Regions from separate parts of the Homo sapiens genome. Here region 2 is linked to region 1. Evidence: read pairs that join two places in POLR2A ChIA-PET (ENCODE). Cell type or tissue: Panc1. All regions are shown on one strand. Each heading gives the region's core, and the rest is flanking DNA. Links, peaks and the distances in the headings are about the cores only. Region 1 has its middle 25 kb from the start of IL10RA. Region 2 overlaps LOC100131626 (a long non-coding RNA gene).

What was found. ChIA-PET counts read pairs that join two places held together with the same protein. Peaks named below come from ENCODE experiments on the same cell type or tissue, not always from the same donor. Only the 100,000 strongest peaks of a DNase experiment are listed, where the experiment ranks them.
Region 2: POLR2A ChIA-PET joins it to region 1 with 5 read pairs; 2 of 35 experiments call an interaction of 5 or more read pairs at or near these places.

The regions. Positions count from the first base shown.
Region 1 is chr11:117,958,498-117,963,877 of GRCh38, forward strand. No RefSeq gene overlaps it. Among named protein-coding and RNA genes, the nearest start is that of IL10RA, 25 kb to the right of the region's middle. In Panc1, for the core only: no CTCF peak of the experiment used is centred there; no DNase peak of the experiment used is centred there.
Region 2 is chr11:118,410,564-118,415,943 of GRCh38, forward strand. All of the region lies in intron 3 of LOC100131626 (a long non-coding RNA gene), which reads right to left. Among named protein-coding and RNA genes, the nearest start is that of ATP5MG, 12 kb to the left of the region's middle. In Panc1, for the core only: no CTCF peak of the experiment used is centred there; no DNase peak of the experiment used is centred there; H3K27ac peaks cover 3,888 bases.

The sequences.
Region 1 (5,380 bases), core at 124-5,123:
CTCAAAAGAAGACATACAAATGGAAAACAGGTATATGAGAAGGTGCTCAACATCATTGTTCATCAGAGAAATGCAAATCAGAACTACAGTGGGATATCATCTCACTCCAGTTAAAATGACTTTTATCCAAAAGACAGGCAACAACAAATGCTGGCAAGGGTGTGGAGAAAGGAAACCTTTGTGCACTGTTGATATTGGACAACACTGTTGGTGTTGGAAAACAGTTTAGAGGTGCCTCAAAAAACTAAAAATAGAGTTGCCATGCAATTCAGCAATCTCACTGCTGGGTACATACTCAACCGAAGGGAAATCAGTATTTTAAAGAGATATCTGCAGTCCCATGTTTACTGTAGCACTATTCACAATAGTCAAGATTTGGAGGCAACCTGAGTGTTCACCAGCAGATGAATGGGTAAAGAAAATATGGTGCATATACACAACGGGGTCCTATTCAGCCATAAAAAAGAATGTGATCCTATTATCTACAACAACATAGATAGGACTAGAGGTCATTAAGTGAAATAAGCCATGCACAAAAAAGACAAACTTTGCATGTTTTCACTTACTTGTGGGAGCCAAAAATTAAAACAATTGAACTCATGAAGATAAGAGTAGAAGGATGTTTACCAGAGGCTGGGAAAGATAGTAAGGGTGGAGTTGGGAAGGAGTGCAGATGGTTAATGGGTACAAAAAAATAGTTAGAGAGAATGAATAAGACCTAGTATTTGCTATCACAACAGGGTGACTATAGTCAATAATAATTTAATTGTACATTTTAAAATAACTAAAAGTGTATGATTGGATTTTTTGTAACACAAAGGATAATGCTCGAGGTGATGAATACACCATTTACCCCGATGTGATTATTACACATTGCATGCTATATCAAAATATCTCAGACCCCATAAATATATGCACCTATTATGTACCCATAAAAAATAAAAATAAAAATAAATAAAGTGCTAATGGAAAATAACTTCCAACCTAGAAGTCTATAATCAGCAAAAATATATTTCAAAAATGAAAGTAAGGACTTCCTCTTCTGGCCAAGATGAAGTTACAGGAACTGCATTTATCCTCCCACCAGAAACATGCCCTCCCCAAATGGACAAAATGTATGAAACAATAGTTTTTGAGACTTTGAACATCAGGCAAAAAAAAGTCAGGGACCCTTAGAGACAGAAAACAAATAAGTAGAGCCATATGATTGCCCCCAACGAATTGCCTTGAGAGAATTTCCAGGCCATAGCATGGGTGGGGGTGGAGGTCAGTGGGGGAACTCAACCCCTATGTGGGTGGGGTTAATAGGACAGAATACCAGAGGAGAGAGATGAACAGAAAGGGAACTTCAGATATCTAAAGAGGGTTTCCTTCAAGTGTTCAGCAGAATACTGATGATTGTACTCATAAGAAAAAACTATCTGAGGCCAGGCAAAGAAGCTTCTGAAAGAATGAGAGAGAACAGTACCTGGTATGCAAACAGAATTGAGAATAGTGCCTGTTCCCACTGTACAGACTAGAGAAACTTACAATTCACAGGGAATTAGGTGGAGGATTCAGGATGATCTTGCCTCAGTAGGGGGAAGTAACTAGCCCTAGGCTAAACAGTACTTTAAATTTACCTAACAAATCACAAAAGCAAGACATAAAGGATCAAACTGTTTCCAAGATACTTAGCTGCATCCCAAAACATAGTTCAAGAATAATTACAGGAATACCACAATATCAAGTACCCAACAAGGTAAAATTTACAATGTTTAACATATATCCACAGATTACCAGGCATACAAAGAAAGAGGAAAACAAGACCCATAATGACAAAATAATCAATCAATTGAAACCAACCCAGAACTGACACAGATATTAGAATTAGCAGAGAAGGATGTTAAAACAGCTATTATAACTGTATTTCATATGTTCAAAAAGCTAAGTACAGACATGGAAGAATATTTTTAAAGATGTAATTCTAATTTACAGATGAAAACTACAATGCCAGAAATGAAAAATATACCAGATTGGATTAAGAGCAGAGTAGACATTGCAGAAGTTAAGTGAGCTTGAAATCTTAGCAATAGAAACTGCTCAGCAGTTCAGAAAATGAAACACAGGGGAAAAAATCATCAAAAATGAAAAGGAAAAAGAAAATAGTGTCAGTGAGCTGTGAGTCAACTTCGAGTAGCCTAATATTGGATTCCCTAAAAGAGTCCCTAAAGCAAATGAGAGAGGAAACAGAAAAATATGAAAGGATAAGAGCCAAAAAGTTTTCAAACTTAATGAAAACTGTAAACCCACAGGTCCAAGAAACCAACCAAACAAACAAACAAATAAGCAAACAATAAAACAAACCCCAAAGCACAAAAATATGCAGAAAACTATAGTGAGGCAGATTATAATCAATTTACTAAAAACCAATGTTAAAGAGAAAATCTTAAAAGCAGCTAGAGAAAGACATGTTACATACAGAGGAAGAATTAAGATACGGATTTCTCATCAGAAACAATGGAAGCAAGAAGACTGGAACAACATCTTCAAAGCACTTGAAGGAGAAAACAGTCCATCTAGAATTCCATGCCCGTCAAAAACATCTCTCAAAAATAAAGACATCTTCAGACATAAAAAAGCTGAGAGAAGGCCGAGGCGGGCGGATCATGAGGTCAGGAGATCCAGACCATCCTGGCTAACACGGTGAAACCCCGTCTCTACTGAAAATACAAAAAATTAGCCGGGCGTGGTGGCGGGTGCCTGTAGTCCCAGCTACTCAGGAGGCTGAGGCAGGAGAATGGCGTGAACCCGGGAGGCGGAGCTTGCAGTGAGCCGAGATCGCACCACTGCACTCCAGCCTGGGTGGCAGAGCCAGACTCCGTCTCAAAAAAAAAAAAAAAAAAAAAAAAGGCTGAGAGAATTTCCACCAGCGGAACCACACCATAAAAAAAGTAAAAGGAAATTCTTCAGGCAGAAGGAAAAGAATACCAGATGGAAACCTGGGGTGACACAAATAAATAAAGAATACTGGAAATGGTAGTGACTACATAGGTAAATATATGAATTTTTAAAAATTATTTAAATCTCTTTCAAAGATAAGGGACTGTTAAACCAAAAACAGTTACAACGTATTGTGGGGTTTAGAATATTTGTAATAGCAAAATGCATGATAAAAACAGCACAAAGGCTAAAAAGGATAAAAATGAAAGTATGCTATTGTAGAATTCTTCTACTAGGCATAAAGGACTATAATATCAGTTGAAGTAGGCTGTGATAACTTAAAGATGTATGCCATAAACCCAAAAGCAACCATTAAAAAAGATCCCCAACAGCCAAGAGTTATAGCTAATAAGCCAACAAAAGAGATTTTAAAATACTCCAAAGAAGGCAGAAAAAATGGGAAAGGAAGACAGAACAGATGAGACAAAGAGAAAAGAAATAGCAAGACGATAGACCTAAACCCAACCCAAAAAGCAAGATGCAACTCTATGCTGCCAACAGGAAATTAGCAACAAGGACACCGTGGCTCATGCCTGTAATTCCAGCACTTTGGGGGGCCGAGGTGGGCGGGTCTTCTGAGGTCAGGAGTTTGAGAGCAGCCTGGCCAACATGGTGAAACCCTGTCTCTACTAAATACACAAAAATTAGCCAGGCTTGGTGGCCCTGGCCTGCGCCTATAGTACCAGCTTCTTGGGAGGTTGAGGCGGGAGAATCACTTGAATCCAGAAGGCGGAGGTTGTAGTGAGCCAAGATGGCGCCACTGTGCTCCAGCCTGGGCGACAGAGTGAGACTCCACCGAAAGAAAGAGAGAAAGAGAGAGAGAGAGAAAGGAAGGAAGGGTGGAAGGAAGGAAGGAAGGAAGGAAAGAAGGAAGGAAGGAAGGAAAATATTTATTTTAAATATAAAGGTACTACATGTTAAAAGTAAAAGGATAGGATAGTGTAAACCACACTAACACTAGTCAAGAGAAAACTGGAGTTACTGTGTTACTATCAGACAAGGTAGGTTTTAGAGCAAAGGATATTATCAGAGCTAGAGAAGGTCATTTTATAGTTATAAAGGGATCAATTAATCAAGAGGACACAATTCTAAAGTGTTTATGCACCTTTAAAATATAGACAGTAAAAGTTGCTAGAGTTGCAAGGACAAACAGACAAATTGACAATTACTGTCAGAGATTTCAATATACTTCTCTCAATAAGTGGTAGAATAAGTAGAAAATAAATGAGAACATAGTACATTTGAATAGTACTATCAATCAATTTGACTGGATTGACATTTATAGAACATTCCATCTAACAACGGCAGAATACACCATCTTTTCAAGTATACACAAAGCATTTACCAAGACTGACCATATTCTGGGTCATAAAATAAATCTAAATAAGTTCCGAAGGATTTAAGTCATACAAAATATGTTCTCTGACCACAGTGGAATTAAATTAGAAATTAATACCAGAAAGGTACCTGGAAAATCCCCAAAGTTCTGGTAACTGAGTCCCATACTTCTAAATGACCCATGATCATGACCCAATAAGAAATTGAAAGGGAAATTACAAAGTATTTTGAAATAAATTAAAACGAAAACACAACATAGAATTTGTGGGATGCTGTTAAGCAGTATTTATGAGGAAATTCATAGTGCTAAATGCCCATACTAGTAAAGAAGTATCAACTGGGCGTGGTGGCTCACACCTGTAATTCCAGCACTTTGGGAGGCCAAGACAGGCAGATCACCTGAGGTCAGGAGTTTGAGACCAGCCTGACCAACAAGGAGAAATCCCATCTCTACTAAAAATACAAAAATTAGCCAGGCGTGGTGGCGCATGCCTGTAATCCCAGCTACTCGGGAGGCTGAGGCAGCAGAAATCACTTGAACCTGGGAGGTGGAGATTGCGGTGAGCTGAGATTGCACCACTGCACTCCAGCCTGGGCAACAAGAGCAAAACTCCATCTCAAAAAAAAAAAAAAAAGAAGTATTAAGTAAATATGCTCATATTGCATCTAAAGAAACTAAGAAAATTAAGAGAAAATTAAACCCCAAAGAAGCAGAAAAAGAAAATAACAAAGATCAATGGGGAAATTAATATTAATAAAACAGAAAACAAAATAAAACAAATACAGAAAGCCAATCAAGAGCTGGTTCTGTGTGATTAATAAAATGGATAAACCTGTAGCTATAAGGATTAGGGTAAAAAGAGAGATACCACAAATTTCCAGTATTGGAAATGAGTGAGGTGACCTCGTTCAACAGATTTTACAGATATTGAAAGGATAATAAAGCAATATTATGAGCAACTTTATGTCAAAAAAAATTGAAAACTTGCATGAAATAGATTAATTCTCCTGAAAAACACAAATTACCATGGCTGGTTCAAAAAGAAAGATAACCTAAACA
Region 2 (5,380 bases), core at 62-5,061, 450 kb after region 1:
GAATTTTCTTAGGTTAAAATAGCAGTGAGCTCCTTGAAGTGGCCACTTGACTTCACCAGGCTTGTTTCTCTTTTTTTTTTTTTTTTTTTTTGTCCTCATCAACCCCAAATATCTTCTAACAGAACTGTTGAGGCTTTCAATGAATGTGTGCTGCCAAGTGTTTGGCATTGGCAAACTCGGTGTTTATTGTGCACCTCCTAAGTTCTAGGCACAATTAAAATGGCAGAAACATTCATGAACAAGACTGTTACCTGTTTCACAGAGTTTGATCTGGTAAGACAGGTAATTAGGCATGCAATTACTGTAATAAGATGTGAGAAGTACTATAATGAGGGAAGGGGAAGGTATACTTGAAAGGCTAACCCAGGGCAGGGTGCAGTGGCTCACACCTGTAATCCCAGCACTTTGGGAGGCCAAGGCGGGCAGATCATGAGGTCAGGAGTTTGAGACCAGCCTGGCCAATATAGTGAAACCCTGTCTCTACTAAAAACACAAAAATTAGCCAGGCGTGGTGGCACACACCTGTAGTCCCAGCTACTCGGGAGGCTGAGGCAGTAGAATCACTTGAACCTGGGAGGTGGAGGTTGCAGTGAGCCGAGATCACACCACTGCACTCCAGCCTGGGCGACAGAGGGAGACTCTGTCTCAAAAAAAAAAAAAAGAAAAAAGAAAAGCTAACCCAGACGAGAAGGACGTTCAAGGGAGGTTGTCAGAGAAAATAGTAGCTATATAAACAAGGAAAGTACATTAGCCAAGAAGAATGGAGCAAGGTATGCTGGCCAAGTGAAACAACCTGTGCAAAAGCTACTGTCAGAAAAAGTGTAGTACATTGAGGGTCTGAGAGTGTAAGTGTGGCCAAATTGCCAGGCAGAGGAGAGCACTGAGAGGTAAAGCCAGAGATGGTGGGGACCAGATTGTATTTTATGCCTGTTAAGGCTTGGACTTCTTTAAGGACATTGAATAGAAAGCCATTGAAAGATTTTGACAAGGCACAGTCCTGCCCTGAAGTAACTTGGGTAGTCTAACATCAGCAGGTAATTTCAATTCCATGTAACAAAAGCCAGAATAGAAACCTGCAAACTTGCATAGGGTTCATATAACAGTGCATGTGGTCCTACAATTTTCTCAGTATGTAAAAGTAGAAGTACTCATTTAGTAGTAGGCATCACGAGGAGAGAGAACATAATGGTTAAGTCAAAGCCAGTTATGCAAATATTTGTCACTGTGGTCCAAAGGTTTATTCCTAAGGAAACTGCTATCTATATATAAGTAAATGAGGCTTTTTGTTGAGGCTTTCATCATTTCAAAACTAATGTGGCCAAGTGCGGTGGCTCACGCCTATAATCCCAGCACTTTGGGAGGCCGAGGTGGGCGGATCACGAGGTCAAGAGATCAAGACCATCCTGGCCAACATGGTGAAACCCCATCTCTAATAAGAATACAAAAATTAGCTGGGCGTGGTGGCACATGCCTGTAGTCCCAGCTACTTGGGAGGCTGAGGCAGGAGAATCGCTTGAATCCAGGAGGCAGAGGTTGCAGTGAGCCGAGATGGCACCACTGCACTCCAGCCTGGCACAGAGCGAGACTCCGTCTCAAAAAAAAAAAAAAGCTAATGTGAGGCCGGGTGCGGTGGCTCACACCTGTAATCCCAGCACTTTGAGAGGCCAAGGCTGGCGGATCACCTGAGGTCAGGAGTTGGAGACCAGCCTGACCAACATAGTGAAACCCCATCTCTTCTAAAAATACAAAATTAGTCGGGCGTCGTGGCACATGCCTGTAATCCCAGCTACTTGGGAAGCTGAGGCAGGAGAATCTCTTGAACCTGGGAGGCGGAGGTTGCAGTGAGCCAAGATCATGCCATTGCACTCCAGCCTGGGCAACAAGAGCGAAACTTGGTCTCAAAAAAAAAAAAAAAAAAAAAAACTAATGTGAAACTGTCCACATTGCATATTCCATCCTTTTTTTTTTTTTTTTTTGAGACGGAGTCTCACTCTGTCGCCAGGCTGGAGTGCAGTGGTGCCATCTCGGCTCACTGTAACCTCTACCTCCTGGGTTCAAGAGATTCTCTTGCCTCAGCCTCCCAAGTAGCTGGGACTACAGGCGCGCACCAGCATGTCCAGCTCATTTTTTGTATTTTTAGTAGAGTCAGGGTTTCACCATGTTGGCCAGGATGGTCTCGATCTCTTGACCTCGTGATCTGCCCGCCTCAGCCTCCCGAAGTGCTGGAATTACAGGAGTGAGCCACCACGCCCGGCCTCATCCTTTGTTTTATACATCTCAGCATTGTTCTTAGATTAACAGTTTCTCCTCTTTTCCATTCATCTCTTACATACCTAAGTATTCTACCCTGATTTCTAAGGATAGCTCAATACTTTCTTTTTAAATATTTCATATTTGTATAACACTTTACCTTTTCAAAGCACTTGCACCAACTATCTCATTTAGCCCTCAACTTTCCTCTGAAGCACGTGCCATAAATGATATACCATTTAACAAGAGAGGAACTGAGCAGAAAACATAAAACAATTTGGCTAGGATCCCAAGAGCAATAAGTGGTGGCAGCATAAGCTGGGCCCAGGTCATGATCCTGTGTTGTAGTCTGTGCCCTGACTCTACCTGTGACCAGCTTGTGGATCCTGCTTTGTATTTCCACAGTTCCATTCTGTATTATATATTCTTGGTCCTGCTTTGCCCTACTATTAAGTTATTTAAGATTTCTTGTCTCATTAGATATCAACCTCCCTAATCTTATGTAAAGTGATAGGTAGTTTAGTAGGACTTACTATTTCCTAATTAGTGTGGTTTTTGTTTCTACTAGGACATAAGATTGTGATCACCCTTGTGATGAATTCAGTAACAGTTCCACCAGAGGTAATCCCTTAGCAGGGAACTTACACTAGACCTGTTTACCAAACAAAAGGCCCTGATATAATAAAATACTAACATGCAAAGCCCTTGGCAATCTCCCTTCTGCCTCATCTTAATCTCACTTAGCTGCCAACCATTGTTTCAGCCACCATTTCTAACCAATCCCCATAAAACCTAGCTTTAAATATCATGTTATTAGAGTGTGTATCCACTGTCCCTGATTGTTGCAATTTTCCACTAATCAGTTCATTCCCCTTTCTTTCTTTTTGTCTTTTGAGACAGGGTCTCGCTCTGTCGCCTGGGCTGGAGTATAGTGGCATGATCACAGCTTACTGCAGTCTCAACCTCCCAGGCTCAATCAAGATCCTCCCATCTCAGCTTCCCAAATAGCTGGAACTACAGGCGCATGCCACCACACACGGCTATTTTTTTGTAGAGACAGGGTAGCCACATTGCCCAAGCTGGTCTCAAACTCCTAGGCTGAAAGAATCCCCCACCTTGGCCTCCCAAAGTGCTGGGATTACAAGCGTGAGCCACCGCAGCTGGTCCCCTTTATTTCTTGCCAATTTTGTGTCCTGGCTCACTGTCACTTTATAACACTACTTCTATCTTAATTCTTGACAATTGCAATTTCAACATACACATGGGTCAGTAGTTTCCAAAGTACAGTCCCTGGACCACAGCAGCATCAGCATCACCAGGGAATTTAGAAATGAAAATTACCAGGCTCTACCCCAGAAACTAGGAGTGAGATCTTGCAATCTGTATTTTTTTTGTTGTGTTGTTTTGCATTTTTTTAGAGATGGTCTCACTGTGTTACCTGGACTGGTCTCAAACCCCTGAGCTCAAGCAATCTTCTTCCCTCAGCCTCCCAAGTAGCTAGGACTACAGGCATACGTCATTGCACCTAGCACAATCTGTGTTTTAATTATCTTTCCATATATAAGTCTAATGCATGCTAAAGTTTGAGAACTATTAACATAAATGATCCTTCAACCAACCTGGCCTTTTGATTCCCTAAAAACTTAACAGTTAATACCTTTCACCTTCCTTAAATACTGATTCCCATCTTTTTACCAAAAACATCAACCATCTTAGTTTCAATTTCATGCATCCCTCTCTCTGACCACCTATGACCTTCCTAGCCCATTCTGTCAAATAACTACACAAATTCAGAGTTTTCATGACCATCAATAAATTGATCCTACCATCTCCCTCACCCCCTTGATTTCAGCTTTTCTCTCCTGTTACAACTTAGGTTCCATGATCAATCATAAGCATTCTCTTGAATACACCTTCAACTTCCTTGCCTCTCACTCACTTCGTTGTACTCACTTACCAAAACCACCTCCTTGGCTTAATTCAGCTGTCTACCTGCTCTGCACCTATGCAGCCAAATGAAGTTGGAGAAAACAAAGTAACTAGTCTGGCCAGGTGCAGTGGCTCACGCCTGTAATCCCAACACTTTGGGTGGATCCCTTGAGGCCAGGAGTTTGAGACCAGCCTGGCCAACATGGTGAAACCCGCTCTCTACTAAAAATACAAAATTTAGCTGAGCATGGTGGCACGCACCTGTAGTCCCAGCTACTTGGGAGGCTGAGGCATAAGAATCGCTTGAACCTGGGAGGCAGAGGTTGCAATTAGCCGAGATTGCACCACTACACTCCTTCCTGTTTTGGCGACACAGCGAGACTCTGTCTCAAAAAAAAAAAAAAAAAAAGTAGTCTCACTTTATATTCATGATGGTCAGAACCTTAAGAGAGCACTTAATACTACCAGCCAATCATATTATGTTTCTTCAGACCGCAATTACATCCTTCAACAGACGACCTTACTTCCTACTTGACTGAGAAAATTTAAGCAATTGGAGAACTTCCAGTTACTCCCACAACATCATTATCTCATCTTACCATATCTCCACCTATATATATACACCACCTTGCCTGTACTATATGGTTCGTATCACATGCTGCAAGCACACAGAAGTCACTCAATGCAAATGTGATGAATAAAGTGAATGTATCCATTAATTAATCTATATAAATGTTTTCCCCTCTGCCTTCATTCCTGGCACTTTCTACCTAGCACATCCACTTTCAAAACCACTTCATCACCTTTTCAGAGAAGTTTTTTTCTGATTTTCCCGAATTGCTTCCCTTTACCCTCCTGTCGATGCTTCTTGTAGCACACATCATTGCACTCTAATGCTATATTTACATTTATTTCCTTACTAAACTGTAAGCTTCTTAAGGGAGATACTGTATCTAATACACTGTTGTAATACTATCCCATCATGTAATCTGGCTTCTGTGTTTTTGGGTTTGTTGAAAACAGTGAAACAGCAGACTCATCCTACTGTGTTTGGTACTGGGTTGATAAACAGCAGAGTTTAGTGGCAATTTGCCACAGAGGGAGATGCAGGCCTGGAGGACTTACTTCCTGAAGGCCTGCAGGCTGAGACTGCTACAGAGCTGATGCCAGCTGAGTCACTCTTGCATCTCAACCTCCAACT